4 separate regions of the Homo sapiens genome follow, and regions 1, 2 and 4 are each linked to region 3. Evidence: chromatin contacts called from ENCODE Hi-C or POLR2A ChIA-PET data. All regions are on one chromosome and are shown on one strand. The core of a region is the stretch at or near the end of the contact, and the rest is flanking DNA. Distances in the headings are between cores, read along the strand shown.

What was found. Hi-C counts contacts between places; a loop is a spot of excess contacts on that map. ChIA-PET counts read pairs that join two places held with the same protein, here RNA polymerase II (POLR2A). Pooled maps may share reads with other maps.
Region 1: a map of natural killer cell shows a loop between it and region 3 (15-fold over the local background). The contact joins the promoter of NPHP3-ACAD11 here to the promoter of LINC02021 in region 3. A Hi-C loop is called at or near these places in 3 of 168 maps with a recorded cell type or tissue (CD4-positive, alpha-beta T cell, CD4-positive, alpha-beta memory T cell and natural killer cell), 8 of 37 single-sample maps with no recorded cell type and 9 of 50 pooled maps. POLR2A ChIA-PET finds 5 or more read pairs at or near these places in 1 of 52 experiments (activated B cell).
Region 2: a map of naive thymus-derived CD4-positive, alpha-beta T cell shows a loop between it and region 3 (32-fold over the local background). The contact joins the promoter of ABTB1 here to the promoter of LINC02021 in region 3. A Hi-C loop is called at or near these places in 1 of 168 maps with a recorded cell type or tissue (naive thymus-derived CD4-positive, alpha-beta T cell) and 6 of 50 pooled maps. POLR2A ChIA-PET finds 5 or more read pairs at or near these places in 1 of 52 experiments (naive thymus-derived CD4-positive, alpha-beta T cell).
Region 4: a loop to region 3 is called in a map of B cell, with 12 times the contacts of the local background. The contact joins the promoter of TPRA1 here to the promoter of LINC02021 in region 3. A Hi-C loop is called at or near these places in 2 of 168 maps with a recorded cell type or tissue (B cell and CD4-positive, alpha-beta T cell) and 12 of 50 pooled maps.

The regions. Positions count from the first base shown.
Region 1 is chr3:132,720,594-132,724,673 of GRCh38, reverse strand. It overlaps NPHP3-ACAD11 (NPHP3-ACAD11 readthrough (NMD candidate)), which reads left to right and starts at 2,215. Exons shown (of 45, transcript NR_037804.1): 1 at 2,215-2,711. It overlaps NPHP3 (nephrocystin 3), which reads left to right and starts at 2,265. Exons shown (of 27, transcript NM_153240.5): 1 at 2,265-2,711. The coding sequence starts at 2,319. NPHP3-AS1 (NPHP3 antisense RNA 1) reads right to left here and starts at 2,924. Exons shown (of 11, transcript NR_002811.2): 1 at 2,295-2,924. RefSeq lists an enhancer at 1,319-1,508 and silencers at 1,749-2,258, 2,359-2,608.
Region 2 is chr3:127,670,040-127,674,410 of GRCh38, reverse strand. ABTB1 (ankyrin repeat and BTB domain containing 1) reads right to left here and starts at 1,459. Exons shown (of 12, transcript NM_172027.3): 1 at 1,330-1,459; 2 at 1-20. The coding sequence starts at 1,385. PODXL2 (podocalyxin like 2) reads right to left here. Exons shown (of 8, transcript NM_015720.4): 7 at 2,798-2,977; 8 at 1,609-2,143. The coding sequence ends at 1,931. RefSeq lists silencers at 1,088-1,347, 1,488-2,087, 2,098-2,177.
Region 3 is chr3:130,110,053-130,114,276 of GRCh38, reverse strand. It overlaps LINC02021 (long intergenic non-protein coding RNA 2021), which reads right to left and starts at 2,570. Exons shown (of 3, transcript NR_146653.1): 1 at 2,465-2,570; 2 at 1,533-1,655. LOC124909432 (a long non-coding RNA gene) reads left to right here. Exons shown (of 3, transcript XR_007096083.1): 3 at 644-917. It also overlaps the pseudogene FAM86HP. RefSeq lists silencers at 1,870-2,039, 2,110-2,159 and enhancers at 3,160-3,209, 3,310-3,499.
Region 4 is chr3:127,588,268-127,592,395 of GRCh38, reverse strand. TPRA1 (transmembrane protein adipocyte associated 1) reads left to right here and starts at 1,663. Exons shown (of 11, transcript NM_001136053.4): 1 at 1,663-1,986. RefSeq lists silencers at 1,011-1,340, 1,841-2,310 and enhancers at 2,044-2,720, 2,721-3,398.

The DNA of each region.
Region 1 (4,080 bases), core at 966-3,465, 2.6 Mb before region 3:
CCACTGGTCCAAGCGGTCAGAGTTCACTCAGGTTCAAAGTGAGGAGTCATATACAGGCTTGCTTCATGGCCATGCAACCCCATGTGCAGTAACGCAGGGCCCAAAACTCAAAAGGGCCCCATACTTGGCTTAATGCTCTGCTGTAGCCATCTTGAAAATATTTATAATTTTTGAATAAGGGGCATTACATATTCATTTTTCACTGGGTCCCACAAATTGTGTAGCTGTCTTAGCTGTCTTTTCTATGGGAGGACTATTAAAAAAAAATGTGGCCATCTTTAGTAAGTTATAAGCCACCTGCCAAATATTTTATTCTCACTATATTTCTGTATTAAAAGTTATTCTTTCAAAATGCAGACTGAAGTACGTGGGTTAAATTCAGCATGAAGAAAAACAGGTTATGAGGTTAGAAATAATGTCTTTTTTTTTTTTTTAAAGACGTAGTCTCGCTCTGTCGCCCAGGCTGGAGTGCAGTGGCGCCATCTCGGCTGCAAGCTTCGCCTCCCAGGTTCACGCCATTCTGCTGCCTCAGCCTCCCGAGTAGCTGGGACTACAGGCGCCTGCCACCACGCCTGGCTAATTTTTTTGTATTTTTAGTAGAGACGGGGTTTCACCGTGTTAGCCAGGAAGAAATAATGTCATTTTTTAGGATTAAGAAATTTGGTCACTTTGGCATTGACCAATAGTAATCTAAGATCAGTACGCAAGTAGGGTGGAGAAATGTGGATTAGAGGCATGTCACTGGATAGAAATGACGTGGGGAAAGGAGAGATGCATGCTTCAGAGCACTCAGTTCCAGACTGTAGAATCTGAATGTACTCCCCAAGCTGTAGGAAGTTAGCATAGTGAGTTTGGTTATTTGTTGGAGAGAATGGGTGATGGCTATTTTATCTTCTTACTCAAGCATAGTTATGGAAGTGTTCAGCTGAGGCCCATTCCAAAGGAGGTACTAAGATGCAAAAATGTTCAAAGGGTTTAGTCAGAAACCTAGTGGATGATCCTTAAACCCCTGATCCACATGGAGAATTCAAAAATTTGAAGTTAGAAATCAGAACGGATTTGAAAAGGTAGAAAGTTCTTAAGGTACTGTGATGGTGGAAATATTTCCCTTTATCTCAGGAGACCACCTGAAGAAATTAGTATATACACTCTGGATTTTGAAGAATGCAAAGGCCTAGTATGACTACTTCCTGAAGAAAATCTAAAGGGTAAGAGAAGAGATGACTAGCCACTTTGATGGAGGGAATGAAGGAGAGACTGGTGTGCGGTCTCCAATGTCCCATGCCGCAATGAGTTAAAAAACTTAACCTTGTCTAAGGATTGTCCCTGGTGGTTTCAGACTGTAAAATCTAAAAGCTCTTTCTTTGCTGGCATTATTCCTTGCTGGTCATTCTATCTACATGCATACTGAGAGAGAGATATCGCGGGAAGCACATAGCAGGCACTCCATAAATTTTTCAGATTTCCCAACTGCTTCCAGAAAGGAGTTTCCGGTCAGGCACGGCGGCAGCGAAAGAAATAGCTGCAGCGTTTGTAGAGCAGCTGGGACCCAGGCCTGTGCTCCCTGTGAGGCACGCCCGCCAGGGAGCCTCGAGCCGGGCGGAGACAACGGAGAGAAGCCCTATGTCGGAGCACCACTCCACCAGCGTTCGGAGCACCCCTCCACCAGCGTCCGGTCCACTGCTGGTCCTGCACAGTCGCCACTCCCCCCATCCTTCCTGCTAGCCCCGCCCTTCTTGCTAGCCCGCCTGGCCCTGTGTGCTTTCTCGACCCACCCCCGTTTGCCCTGCCCCGCCCACATGCCCCGCCCCACTTGCCCGGCCCCTCTTGTTGTCCCGCCTAGCCCTGCTGCCCCGCCCCGTCCCCCTCGCCCATCCCCCCAGTTCCGCTGCCCCGTCCCGTTCCGCTGCCCCGCCCCTCCAGTTGCCCCACCCCCTTCCGCTCTCCCTCCCCGCCCCGTTCCGCTGCCTCGCCTCGTCCGGCTCTCCGGCCCCGCCCCGCCCCGTTCCGCTGCCCCGCCCCGTCCTGCTCCCCCGCCCCGTCCTGCACCCCCGCCCCGCCCAGTTCTGCTGCCCCGCCCCTCCTGTTTCCCCGCCCCATCCCGCTCCCCCGCCTCGCCCCGTTCCGCTGCTCCGCCCCGTCCCGCTGCTCCGCCCAGTCCTGCTCTCCGGCCCCGCTCCATCCCGCTGGCCCGCCCCGTCCCGTTCCGTTCCTCTGCCCCGCCCCGTCCCGTTCCGTTCCTCTGCCCCACCCCGTCCCGTTCCGTTCCGCTGCCCAGTCCTGCTGGTACTCACTAGGTAGTAGCGGCAACGGACGCCATGGGGACCGCCTCGTCGCTCGTGAGCCCCGCGGGCGGGGAAGTGATCGAGGACACGTACGGGGCGGGCGGCGGCGAGGCCTGCGAGATCCCGGTGGAGGTGAAGCCCAAGGCCCGCCTGCTGCGCAACTCGTTCCGCCGAGGCGCGGGGGCGGCAGCAGGGGCCGGGCCCGGGTCGCTGCCCCGCGGGGTGGGCGCGGGCGGGCTGCTGGGGGCCAGCTTCAAGTCCACTGGCTCGTCGGTGCCAGAGCTGGAGTACGCGGCGGCCGAGTACGAGCGGCTCAGGAAGGAGTACGAGATCTTTCGCGTCAGCAAGAACCAGGAGTTGTTGTCCATGGGCCGCCGCGAGGCCAAGCTGGACACGGAGAACAAGCGGCTGCGGGCCGAACTGCAGGTAACGCCGGGCTGGGCCGCGACGCCGGGAGACCCTTGGGAAGCACGGCCGTCCTGCTCCCTCTCCAAACCAAGCGGCTTTGAAAGTTCGGCGGAAACTGCCCATTTTAATTTGAGAGGCCATATTCTCTTCGAGTCTGAAATGATTCCTTAACCCTCCCCTTTTTCTGTCTCTTTTTTTGGAGACAGGGTCTCGCTGCGGTGGCACGATCGCGGCTCACTGCAACCTGGAACTCCTGGGCTCAATGATCCTCCCGCCTCGGCCTCCTAAAGTTCTGGGATTACAGGAGTGAGCCACCGCGCCTGGTCCCCGCTTTTCTATTTCTGGTTTATTCATTGAGGCACCTAGAAGAAATTAGCCGGAAAGTGTCCTGAGGAGGCAAATGCCAATCTCCAGCTCCACTGCCGCCCCCGCGCCCACCCCCTCAGAAGGCTGGTGACATCTGTTGAAGCAACTCAGCAAACTCTTCCTAGGAGTTTCACCCCCCTCCCCACCATAAAAATTTTAAGTGGGTCTCCAAAGTGGGGCTCAAGTGTCGGTTTCTTTGTAAAGTTTCATCGCTCTTGCATTTTAATGGTCTTGACATGAAAATTTCTGGAAGCCTCCTGATCTCACCATGGTTGAAAACCTTCTCTAGATGTAGTCAAATTTCCCTAGTCCATTTGATTAATTTACGCTAAAAGCAATTATTGCATGCCCTCCATGTAGCAGGTCCATTATAATTCAATAAAATAGTATGTAAAGCAGCCGGGCGTGGTGGCTCACGCCTGTAATCCCAACACTTTTCGAGGCCTAGGCGGACGGATCACCTGAGGTCAGGAGTTCGAGATCAGCCTGGCCAACATGGTGAAACCCCGTCTCTACTAAAAATACAAAAATTAGCCGGGCATGGTGGCACGCGCCTGTAATCCCAGCTACTCAGGAGGCTGAGGCAAGAGAATTGCTTGAACCCGGGAGGCGGAGGTTGCAGTGAGCCGAGATTGCACCATTGCACTCCAGCTTGGGTGACAGAGCGAGACTCCGTATCAAAAAAAAAAAAATAGTATAAAGCAAGAGGTTGCTTTTCTGTGAACGAATCTCTAAAACTTTTTGCCCTCAGTTTGGGGCCCCTCTGGTCGTTGTTGTGTCGTTTGTGTACTCTTTACTGTGGGAGAGACTTATAGGCAGCCTAAGAGTTCCCGGAGTCGTTACAGTCGGGGTGAAATAAATACCTCAGACTGATTTTTCTAAAAGAAAAAAAGCCTCCTGTCTTCAAGACTAGACATTCTTCTAGTCAGGTTTTGTTGTTGTTGTTGTTGTTGTTTTTGTTTTTAAACTCCCTCATTAGCTGTTGTGTAATTATTGTCGTTGTCTGGGAAGAAGTCCGTGT
Region 2 (4,371 bases), core at 210-2,709, 2.4 Mb after region 3:
CTCGCTGCTCCAGCAGGTACCTGGGCAGGAAGGAGGTCAGAGCCTGGGTCAGGACGGGTTCATGGTCTGAGAAAGAAGGCCCGTGGAAAGGAACGGAGAGAAAACATCCCTTTTGGTATGGGGAAGCCTCCCCCAGGTGAGGGCAGGTGACAGGCAGACCAGAGCAGGAGAGGCACTCAAGGCAAAGTGCAGGCAAGGATGTGGAGGTGGGGTCGAACAGGCAGACACTGTGTGCTATCAGTGCTGGGGGACGATGGGCTACAGGGACAGAAGCCAGAGCCAGTGCCGAGGCTGGACCTTTGGCCTTTCAGCGTTTGGGAGAGGAGGTGATGGAGCCTTCACTCCCACCAGAGCTCTCTACTGCAGGAAGAAGCTGGCCCTGTTAGAAGCAGGGAGCCCGGGAAAAAGCTGCTGCAGGCCTCCTGATGGTGTGGAGGGCACACAATTCTAGGAGGCAGGAGTCGCGGGATACAGCAACTGATGGGATGCGGAAGGTGAGCGAGGGGAGTCGCCAATGCTAATGCAGCCCCACTGAGGCGGGGGCAGCCCAAAGGAGGCCTCCAGGCTGCACCTGGAAGTGCTGTGAACCCACTCAGCGTTGACACTATGCACTAACTCTTGAGTGGCACGGGATGTCAGGGAGCGGCCCAGGGAGGCTACGGGAGTACAGCAGCCCGGCGCCAGCCCAGGGGAGGTGGAAGCAGTCAGTCAGCACCAGGTCAAGGGGGAGGAAGGGCCAAGAAAAAAGGAGGTCAAACGGGATAGTGGAAGCCCAAGGAGGGGAAGGGCCCCAGAACCCAACTGGGCACCCCTTCCCTCCGCGTCCGGCCCATGGAGGGGGCATCTCAGCGCCAGATTCACTTTAGCTGCGTCAGGAGTTTCCGAATCCTCAGGGACCGGAGGCCGATTATGGGCTCTAGGTGTTCCCCGCGCCAGGTCCAGAGAGCACGAGAGAAAGGGGCCACGTCTGGAGTCCCAGGCCTATACCCGCGCCCTGCGCCCGGGGGGTCTGACGTCCGGGCCCTACCAGGGCGAACAGTGGCCCGCCTTCTCTCCGCCCACTTCTGCGCCTTCGGGCCTCCGCTGAGCAGTCCCTTCTTACAGGAAGCCCTCCGGGGGTCAATGGCCATCAGTGTCCCCGCCCCAGCGCGCTTCCGCTGGGGGGCTGCGGCGGGGGTCCGGGTGGTCTGCCCCGCGGGGGCGCTCCGAGGGCTGTGACCCGGCAGAGGCGCCCGCCTCTCCGCGGCCGCCCAGCCGCCCGTCCCAGGGCCCGAGGCGTTCCGAGGGCGGCCACCTCCCGCACCCTCCCCGGGACTGCGAGGTCCTCACCGCACTCGGCCCACATCCCCCTTCCTGCAGCTGGCGAACAGGTCGCTGGTGTCCATGGCGCGGAGGATGGTACCCGAGCCGAACGACCTCGGGCGGCGAAGCCGCGCACCCGGCGGATGTAAACACGCTCAGCCCCGCCCCGCCCCGCTCTGCAGCGGCGTCCGGAGGACCCGCCCGCCCCGGCCTCCCCGCCCCGCGGCCCCGCCCCTGCCCCGGGGTGCCCCGCCCGCCCCGCCCCGCCCCAACCCCGGAAATAAGAATGAGTCAAGAAGGCAGACGCGCTGGGCCCGGCGTGGTCTCCGGGCGGGTTTAATTGAGTCCCGGGGCGCAGGAAGCGCCGCCCGCCGCCCGCGGGGCCGGGGTTCAGGGGCGGGAAAGCGGGGCCAAGGCGGGCTTTGAGGCCTGCCCCTCGGGCGGGAGTGAGGGAGTTGGTCCGAAGCCGCCGTGTGAAGTCGGGGGAAGCGGGAAGGAGCCCGCGCCGAGGGCCAGGCCGCGGGGGCGGCCCGGGTAGGCGCGGGGCTGGTGCGGGCTCCGGGCCGTCCGTTTCGGGGTCCACCTCGCTTGGTCCTGGCGGCCCACTCGGCCTGCGCCTCGGCTGCGCTCACAGGTGCGTGTCCTCCTCGAACACGTCCGAGTCCTCGGGGTCCCGCTTGCCCCCCATGAGCGCCCCCCAGCTCCCCGGGCCGTTGAGGGCCCCGCCGCCGTTCAGGCTGGGGTGCTTCTCCTGCATCTCCGACTGGCTGTCGCTGGCCACGTCCAGCGTGGGGTTGTCGTGGCAGCCGTTCTCCACGAAGCGCAGCTCCTCGCCGTGCGACTGAGGCGGGGTGGGGAGAGGCCATGGGCGAGCGAGCCAGCCCCCGGACAGCGCCAGGCCCGCGGCCGTCTGTGCAACCCCACCCAGGGGGTTCCCGCGGCACCCTCCACAGGTGCCAGATCCTTCTTTTCTGTTGCTGCAGCTCAACTCCTTTCTCAAAATAAACCTACTAGTCGTTGGCACTACAAAGCCCCGTGGCCTCCCTGACGTCATCGATCCCCCAACAGCCCCCTAAGAAGACTCCACTTGCGAGGTGGGCAGGGAGCATCGCTAGGGCTCTGCTCGCTTCCTCCTGGGGAGGCCTCTAGGCTGCTGGAGCCTCTCCTTGATCCTTGGGCACCACCAACGCAGGGCCTGCCTCTGGTGAGGTATTCAGGTGCTCAGGCCCTGCAGTGCCTGCGCCGGAAAGGGGCTGGTGGTGCCAGGGAGGGGCCCCCTGGTGGGGCTAGCAGCCCCCTCACTCCCTGCACCTCTGGCACCTGTCCTGGGGCTGGTGCCCTGCAGAGCAGTCAGCAGTGCTAGGCTGACCAGCTGCTTCACCCACGGGACCCTGTGCGCCCAGGAGAGTCACTGCCTCCCCTTGCAGATGAGGACACCTATCGATGGGCACTCTCCTCTCAACTGGCCCCCAGCCCCACCTGTCCCCACACTCACCACGTGCTTGAGCTTGGGCAGCCGGCGCTGCCAGCAGTTGTAGAGCAGGCCAAGCGCAATGATGATGATGCAGATGGCCCCAATGACCACCAGCACCACGAAGAGCGTGCCGTAGTCGCTGCGCACCTGGCTGGCCCGCGCCTGGCAGCTGCTGGTTGTGGAATAGTTCTGGATGCCAATCTAGGGGTGGGAGGGGCCAGTTTCCTCAGCTGAGGTCCTGGGGTGCCATGGCTCCTCTGGGGTGGTTGCATTGGGCTCGGGTGGGGATGGGGGAGCAGGCTTAGAAGGTGCTGGCACTCCCGGCTCCTGAAGTTCCCTGGCGCCTGGGCTTGCCTCTACCCCATGCCCATCCCGTTTGCCTCAGTACACCTGGAGGCCTCTCCACCCCATGCCCATGTTCCCAGCCTCCTTCACATCCCACCATAGCTTCTGCCCCAGCCGCTGAGTCTGAGCTCACTGTGGCCCTAGGCCTCCAGTGAGAGTGGACCCATGCTGCTGGACACCATCCAACTAGAGAGAGTGCCCACACCTATCCTAACTAGTTAGAGAGACAGGAGATGTGAGCCCCCCACACATCCTCCACCATACAACCGCTTCCACCTCGGTGGGGAGGGGTGGACCAGTCAGCTTCCTGATGCCAGGGCCGGTGCAGGGAGGGATACTGAGGGCATGCAGGCCACATGGGGGGCCACCCCGGCTGCCCAGCTTCCTCCCTTCCCATGGCGTGTTCACTGCTGGCATGTAGCTGCCTGCATCCCTCCACGCTGCAGGTTGTCATGGTCAGTCCTGCCTTCTCTGGCCAAGGAGATCGGCGCCAGGGGCCAGGCAGGTGCTATCTCCACAGATCAGCATCTTAGCAGAGAGAAGCAGGAGGGCGAGCACCACCAGGGGCTCCTCAGGTGAGGGATCAGGGCAGTTCCCAGTGCTGAGGCCTAGGTTGCACCAGGCCCCCTTTCTGAGTTCAGGTTGCAGCTCTTCCCCGGTTTCTGTGAACCACCCGTGTATCTCCAGTACTTTTCTCAATTTTTTGTTATCAAGGGTCAGTTTTTCTTGCTAGATTCACCTGAGTATATTTCCAAAGACCCAGCATGACTTTTGGCCAAGTCAGTGTGAATTAAGTGACCAGTAACGCCAGAATACTCAGGGGCAGCGAAAAGCAGGGGGAGGACTGTATAAAAGGTCAAGGTTAGCCCACACTTCCACCAGCAGCCCCACTGTTCATGGACCCACGATTCCAGAACTGGGAAGGGCCTCAGTGGCCCTCCAGGCAGTAGAGCAGTGTGGTGAAAGGCCCGGGCTCCGGAATCAGGCTTCCTGCAAAGCCTGGCTCTACCGCTTACTGCTGGTGCCATCTCAGACAGGTCACCTAACCTCTCCCGCTTCAGCTCTCATCTTCCATGGGGACACCATTGGTACTCAACAGGTGCCTCACTTAACCCTCACAACCCCATGGGGTGGTGGCGAGGACTGAGGGAGAGAGCCTTGCACAGTGTGGTGCTCAGTGGGCATTCGACATGCTCACCAGAAAAGCACCACCACCAGGGCCTCTGCTCCCCTGGCATGCAAGGATGAAG
Region 3 (4,224 bases), core at 1,321-3,820:
ATTCAGATCCAAGAGAGATGACATTTGTCCCTCACCAGAGACTGCACACCAAGATAAAGATTTCTTCTGGCCAGGCGTGGTGGCTCACGCCTGTAATCCCAGCAATTTGGGAGGCAGAGGTGGGTGAATCACCTGAGGTCAGGAATTTGAGACCAGCCTGGCCAACGTGTTCAAACCCCGTCTCTACTAAAAATACAAAAATGGCCCGGCATAGTGGCTCTCGCCTGTAATCCCAGCTACTCAGGAGGCTGAGGCAGGAGAATCGCTTGAACCTGGGAGGTGGAGGTTGCAGTGAGCCGAGATCGCGCCATTGCACTCCAGCCTGGGCAACAAGAGAGCAAAACTCCATCTCCAAAAAAAAAAGAAAAAAAGATTTCTTCTGTGTGCATGGCTCAGCTCTGTGGTCCACTAGCGTCCTTCTTCAATCCGTTTCCAATCTATGGAATCAGGAAAGACTGAACCAACCTAGATTAATATTTTAGTATAACATAATACAGTGTTATTTACTATGGCATTGACCGTATATGCCCTTTTGCTCCTTGGAGGAAAGACAATTAATAGCTATTATGTGAGTTAATAAAATAAGCCCAGGATTTCTGAGTATAACTAACCTGTTCCCATTGATTTTCCTTGTCTCCTGCAGGCAGAGAGCTGATCAAAACAGCAAAAGCAAAGCAGTGCCCCTGGCCCAGTTCTGAAGCCAACCTTCCTTAATCACCCAGACCCATCCCTGGTTAGGACTTGCTGTGGATTCTCACGTGACTCCATCTCAGGCTACAGGGACTGAGAGGGTGTATGCAACATCTCAGACCCAGAAACCGTTGATTCTGCCTAAAAACACAGCAATAACCACATCTCATCCTCTTGATTTAAATGAAAGGGTATGGGGGAATAAAAGATGAACCTTTTTTTTTCTTTGTCAGATCTTGCGCTCATTTGGTTCTGGTGGGGAACAACAGCTATAAGAGAACAAGTGTATTCAATTAGAATTAATTCCCCCTCTTATTCTCATAGCTGAGCAGGGCTCAAGTGCCTCTCATCTGAAAGAGGTAATAAGATTTAATCTGTCTCCTCATCTACCTTCTGCAAGTATACTTAACAAATTAGCTCTCGGGACTCTTCCAAATGGAGTTTTATGAGGAATTTGCTAAGGTAAACGTTTTAGACTTTGAACACAGTTCAGATTTCAGGGACAGTACTGAAATCTGAACTGTGTTGCTAACTGCCCTGCCTTTCAACTCAAGACACAATAACTTTGAACTAAAATAATTATATTTTTGTTGTTTTCCACTCTGTCCCCACGTCTATATCACCACAACCCCCAATCCCACCCCGCAGGAGCTAACTCCTCCTTCCTGTCCCCGCAAGATCAAAACTCCTCCTGCAAGCCCCGCTAGCTCTGTCTGCTCACCTTCGTGGCAGATATGCTATTGTACTTTTACACTCATTTGTGTGATAAATACTTCAATGTCCACTTCTTCCACGAGCCCCTGAGCCCCTGGAGGGCCTGGACAACACCGAGTTTTTCTCACCGTTACATCTCCGTTGTCAGGCACTTAATAAGTATTTGGTGAACGAATGGCTTGTTTGGTGACACTCCAAAGGCTGGGGGACAGAGGTAAAGCTCCCTCCTTTTGGGCCCCAGACGGGTGGCGCTGATGGAGAGAGGAGGCTAGGATAAGGCCTCCAGGACCGAAGCGCGCACCCGTAAGGCCCCTGCTAAAAAGACCTTCCTGAAGGCGGAGGAACTGCGAGTGCCTACGTTAGCCCAAGGCCTGACCTGACGATCCCAGGGACCCTCGCTCTAACTGGCCCCGCCTCCCGGGCCCCAAACCCGGACTCGGCCCCGCCCGAAGCTCCGGATCCTGGGGCCCGCCCCTGGCCCCGCGTCGGCAGACCGTGGGCTCGCTCCTGGACCTGCCTCAAACCCTCCGCAGGTAACGCCTCCCGAACTTGAGCCACATTCCGATCCCCTCCTCAAACCCCTCCCCGTTTCCCACACCCTGGACCCCTCGCTCCGTCTCGGCCCCGCCCCAAGCCCAGCTAGGTCTGGGCCCCTGAGCCCAGCCCCGACCGGCCTCCCAGTCCCTGGGTCCCTCCCGACACCGGCCCCTCCCTAAGCTCCGCCTCCCAGGGCCCGCCTCCTGAGCGCAGCCCGCAGCCTGGACTCCGCCCCGCCTCCCGGACCCTGGGCCCCTCCCCACGTGGGCCCGTCCTAAGCTCCGCCTCCCAGAGTCCGCGCACCGCCTGGCCATGTGCTAAGACATAGTCAACGCCCCGCCCCGGCCCCGCCTCCTGAGCCCTTCTCTGGGTCTGGCCTTAGCCCCGCCCTAGGACCTGTCTCCTGGGCTCTGCTCCGAGTCCCGCCTCCTGAACCCAATGGCGTTTATCCCCGCCCTAATGCCCGCCTCCAGGACTCTTATCCTGCCCTCACGCAAGGCACCGCCTCCAGGACGCCACCAACCTGGACGCTTCCGAAGCCCAGCTTCCAGGATCGCCCTATCCTGGCCCCGCCCCAGGACCCGCCAACCTGGAATCTACCCAGGACCTGCCCCAACGACGTTAATTCTGGCCCTACCCCAGGCCTCGCTCTCATGACGCTCATCCTGGCCCCACCCCAGGCCCCACCCTCCTAAGCTCATCTTGGCCCCGCCCTAGCGCCCGCCCCCAGGACGCTCCTCCTGACCCTACCCCTAGGCCCCGCCACCTCTCTGCCTCCGCGCACTACCCTGGGCCCGCCCCCTTTTCAGTCCAGGCCCGGCTTCCGCCCGGTCTCCTGGCAACGCTGCGGCCCCGCCCACGTCATGGCGCCTGAGGAGAACGCGGGTACCAAACTCTTGCTGCAGAGTTTCGAGCGCCGCTTCCTAGCGGCGCGCACACTGCGCTCCTTCCCCTGGCAGGTGGGCGGCGGGGCGAGCGGAGAGGCCTGCGGGGCTTGCGGAAGTCCAGGGGCAGACGGGATGGGTCTCCCTGCTGAAACCCCCGGCGCTCCTGCCACGTGAGTTCCTGGGCTCTCCCCGGTCAGGGCCACGAGACCCGGTCCCCGTCCCTGGGGCCTGGCCAGAGTCGCTCTCACCCCTCCTGCCCCGCGAGCTGGCGGCGGAAGCTGGGGGCGTCTCCACAGTCTTGGGGGGCAGACGCGCGCTCGGTGTGGGGTACAGTTCACGATCATTTTCATGACTTTTTAAAGGCAGTAATCGTTCTGGTCACTGGGACACAGCTGCCCTCGCCCATTCTAAAAAGTCAGCACCCTCAGGCCCGCGGGTAACCACCTCCTCCTGAGCACGGTGACCAGGTCAAAGGCTGTCCCTCGGGCCTCAGTGTTCTCATCTGTATGTCGAGCACTGCACAGAATCAGCTCATGCGCTGAGGCTTTCACTCCTGTGATGGAAGAGACAGAGAAGGGGGTGGCCTCTCCTCTCCCTGGGGACCTGCCATTCTCAGCACAGGCGCATGGCAGGCAGCAGCCTCCCTTCTGCCAGCAGAGGGGCTTAATGCACCCTGCTCCATTTGTAATTCATGTGCGGTGAGCTCACTGGGATGAGTCAGTTTGGATATATATTCCTCCCTGGGTCTGCCCCATTTTATGGGGTGTTGCTTAATCATTTGCGTTATTCCATTGACATGAAATATTTAGCACTCAGAGATCATTTCTGGTCAGGAGAAATTTGTGCATTTTTAACCCAAAATAGAAACCTTCATAAAAGCATCATAGGTCTCCATTCAGTATTGACTATAATTGTTCACATGCCCACGCTGAATGCTAACTTGGGCTCACCATCAACACCCACGAGGTGGGTACTATTATTATCACTCACATTTGACCAGAGGGATTGTTTGATTAGGGTGTAGTAGTTGAGAGTTCAGACCCAGGAGACAGCCTGCCTGCTTCAAATCCTGGCCCAACCCCTGGCCCTGTGTGACCTTGGGCAAGTGACTGCATCTCTCTGTGCTGTTGTTTTCTTATTAATAAAATGGTTGATATAATGATACCTACCTCTTAGGGTTGTTGTCAGCGTTGAGTACAAAAGCCTGTGGATCAGTGCCTGGCTCATGGCAAATGCATGTCGGTGTTAGCTAGTGTTTTTATTCAGTCTCAAAATGTTTAATAAATGCCTTCCGTGAGCCAAGCACCATGGATCAGCAGTACCCATGATAGATGAGGCTCTGCTTGCATGGGAGAGCTAGAGAATAAACAAATAAATGAATAAACAAGAAAAGACC
Region 4 (4,128 bases), core at 414-2,913, 2.5 Mb after region 3:
AAAAAAAAAAAAAAAAAAAAAAAAAAAACAGCATGTTGCTCCACACCGCCTCGTGTTGTGTGTCGGCGCGCTCGCAGGGTTCGAACCGATACAAGAACCTTACAGAGGGTAGTTATTAGGCCTGGTCACACATGTCCCATGACTTCTACTTCCTGGCACATGGTAGGGTGGCAGTTTCCTGCCCTCTGGAGGCTAGAAGCGGTGGCCAATTGAATGTGCGTGAGAGTGATGTGTATAACTTTCTGGGAGGAACTTGAGGAGCCACTGGATTCCCCACGGCTCATTGTGGCTGTGGTCATTCGTGATTACGCAGGCCGGCATTGCCCAGCCTCTCTGGCGAATATAGAAGCCTAAACTTAGGTATGCACATTTGGGTGTGGTCCAGGCTGGGAAAGTCCCAGAGGATCACAAGGTGGTTTCTTCCCCAATCTCCCTGTGTTTTTAGGACAGGAGCAAGGAGAAGAATGGGACCCAATCTCATTCCAGCCCAGCGGTGCTGTCGCAAGGTGTGAGTCTTGGGGTGCCTGTAATAACTGAGTGCCTACAATCTGCACGAGGCTCTGAGTCAGCCTCAGGATGCTGCAGGGGACATCCTGCAGCTTGGCTCTCTTGGCTCCATCCTCATGACGCTGGAATTCTATAATAGGGTGGGGAGACTGGACGGGGAGGCAGGTAAATGAAAACAATCAGGTGAGAATTAAGATGCTCGGAAGGAAATGAGACTGGACAGCCGCTCCAGCGAGGGTGTCCACAAAACCCTCTAGAGGACATGATGTGGCAAGGAGCCAGCTCTGCGGGGGAACAGGTGTAGAGCCAGGAGCAGGAACAAGCTTGGAACAGCCGAGGGACAGAAACAGAGACCCGCATGGCTTGAGTATGGTGAATGCAGCATCGATGCCAGGGGATAAGACAGGCGCAATCAGGGAGGGCTTTCCAGAGGAACAGGCGTGAAGAACTGTGGAAGTTAGAGTTGGGGAGAGGCGTCCTGGCTGTGTCGCTTCCTCATTGCGCGGCTTTGGTCAAGTTATTTGACCTCTCCAAGCCTCAGGTGGCCCTGTAAAAGGTGACTATAATGACTGCCTAGCAGGGTTGCTAAGAGGAGTGCCCGAGGCATGGCGGCGCCGCGTGGAGCAGGGCGCTGGGAGGCGGCGGCCCTGCGGCGTGGCGCGGCTGGAGCGCGTGGCGCCGGGGAGGGTCCCCGACACGCCTTCCCCCAAGCTGACCCCAGGTCACCCCTGCAGGGCGCCCGAAGCGCCCGCACGCGAGGGGGCGGTCCCCGGAGGCTCCGCCCCGACGGTCCGGCCGCGGCCCAGGCCGGGAGGTGGAGCGCGGCTGCCGCCAGCTGGTCCACTGACAACTGCTGCCAGCTGGAAGGCGCGTAGGGCGAGAGGTGGCGCGTCCTCAGCTTTCCAGTCTTCGATTCCGCCCGCTTTCCGAGTGAGAAACGCAGGCCTCTCTCTTCCGTGAAGCAGCGTCTTGTCTCTGCACCTCCTCTGTGCTGTCTCTTTAAGAGGTCAGCGGGCTGCTCCGCCTCTTGGGAATTTGATTGGTCTCTCCCACTTTTTTTTTTTTTTCCCCCAGTGATGACTTATTCCTATAGGCTGCTGGAGGTTAGAGGGCGGGCCTGAGTGATAACAGGGACTCTGGGACTCTGGGACTTGTGGGACTGTGGCCGTTTTCGCAATTTGGGCTGGACGAAAAAGACGGTCTTGCTTTCCCGGTCGCCGCTGTCGGGAAGGGCTGCAGGGTGTCCGCGAGACCCGCGGCCCGGCGAGCTGACCCCGCCTCGCCTTTCCTGCCTAGCCCTCATTCCACGGAGCCGGTCGCGCCCGGTCCTTGCGCGACGCTTCCCGGCCCAGGCCGCCTGGTCTGGCGCTGGAGGCCGGAGTCCCGCGGCCTGTGCTGGATCCGCGCACACCCAGTGGCGGCGGATGGGCGGCCGGGGCGGCCGGGGCGGCCGGTCCTGAGCGCGGCCCGGGCTGTCAGGTAAGGAGGGGCCTTCTCCCCGTCTCCTGCCGCAGCTAGAGGGGGAGCCCCGTCCCTCGCCCCGGCGGGAAGCCCAGCCGCCGTTCCCCTCCTTGCTCCGCGAGCGGCCCATTTCCGCTCGGGCGCAGCTCGGACGGCCAAGGCGGCGTTTGGGAGGGAAGGCCCTGGATGTGGGAACCCACGGGAGGGGTGCCGGGCAGTCGGGAGTCGCTCGGGGCGCGGGGGCACGCGAGGCCCGGGAGGGAGCCGCACGTAGCGGCGTCGGGCTCGGCCCCGGCTGGAGGCAGTGCGGGTGGAGATCCGGACCTCGGCGACCCGGTCCGGCGCGGGGTGGCGGCACGGGCTCCAGCCCCACGGTGGCTGCCCGCAGCGGCCGAGGTGCTCCTGAGCCAAGCCTGCCGCCGGTTCGGGGCTTTGCTGCCCCGTGAGGGGGCCATGTCGAAGCCTCCGCTCCCTCTGGACTCGGGGAATGCAGGTGGGGGCTGGCTTTGCCCTCTTCTCTGCAGTGAGGAGGGGCCGCAGGGTCGTCCAGTCCCCAGCGGGGCTTGGCGGTGCTGGAGATTCAGTTGTTCCCGTCATAACAACCTGTTGAGGGCTCGTGTCGTGCCAGGCCTTGTTCTAGGGGACCGAGTCCTGAGCACTCCCGGGATAGAGAGTAGTAAATACCCAGACGCGGCTCGGGCGCTGGAGACAGCTGAGAAGGGAAGGCTTCTCAGAGGAGGTGTCAGGAGAGAGCTGGGGGAGAGCCAGCCCAAAGGCCCTGAGGAACGGACCAGCTCAGCAGGTGGAAGGCAAGCAGGGAGGGCAAGGTGCAGGTCAGATTGGGCCCAGGCCTCCCCATCTTACTGGGGTCTCCGGCTTAGGACAGGGACCACACGCCTGCCAGCCCCAAGGCCGAAGGACAACAGGGGAGAGCAAAGTAACTTACTTGGCCTCTGCCCTATGGAGCCTTCCCCACCTTGTCACCCCTGGGCTCCACCCCTTCTCACCACCCTTAGGCCCTAGGGTTTGTAAGCTCAACAACCCGTCGGTGTGGGAAGCACTGAGGGCCCCTCTCCCCAGGGTTTCCTATCCGGTAGCTGTGGGTGGGGTTTGGTCAATCCTGTTGCACAGATGAGAGAGCAGGGAAAGCTGAGTCCCAGAGAGGAGAGAGAAGGCCTTACCCAGTCGTTCTCAGCGGGTCCTGCATTGCGTGACCATGACCTGAGCCTAGCCAGCATCCTGTCCCTCAACTGGGTGGGAGGGAGGGAGGCAGAGGCCCCTGGAATGTTGTGAGTCTGGGAGACTCCTCCCAGGTGGAAGAAACAGTCTGTCCCAGTTTCCCTGTTCCTGGGAGGCCTGGGGTTGCCCAGGGTGCTCTGCACCGCAGGAATTCCTCCTCTGAGAATCACCCCTGGGCTCCACCCCTTCTCACCACCCCTTCTCACCACCCTTAGGCCCCTATCGTGAGCTGACCAACCCCTCCCACTTCTTTGTCAGTGCTTGGGAGCATCAGTCTAAGAGAACTAAGTAGAGAAGGCTGAGGACTGACCCCTTCTCTGCCTCTCCTCTCCTCTGTATAAGGGGACAGTAATTGTCCTCTCTCCCTTAGAAGGCGATGCCATTGTTAAGTGTGTCACCACGTGTAAAGCACTGAGCACCATGTCTGCACATAGGAAGTGTGCATCCTATTAACTAAAAGTCAGTGCGGGCCAGGCGCAGTGGCTCATGCCTGTAATCGTAGCACTTTGGGAGGCTGAAGTGGGTGGATCATCTGAGGTCAGGAGTTTGAGACCAGCTTGGCCAACATGGTGAAACCCCATTTCTACTAAAAATACAAAAATTAGCCGGGTGTGGTGGTGCACACCTGTAATCCCAGCTACTCAGGAGGCTGAGGCGGGAGAATCGCTTGAATCCAGGAGGCGGAGGTTGCAGTGACCCAAGATCGCACCATTGCACTCCAGCCTAGGTGACAAAGCGAGACTCTGTCTCAAAAAAAAAAAAAAAAAAAAGTCAGTGCTTCAGTTATTTCCTAAGCTTTGATACGTAATGGCAATCCTGGTATGGCCAGCAGCCCCATAACCCCAGTGTGGTTGCTGGATCAAGTAGCAGCAGCAGGGGCACCACCTGGGAGCCTGTGGGAAACACAGACTGTTCAGCCCT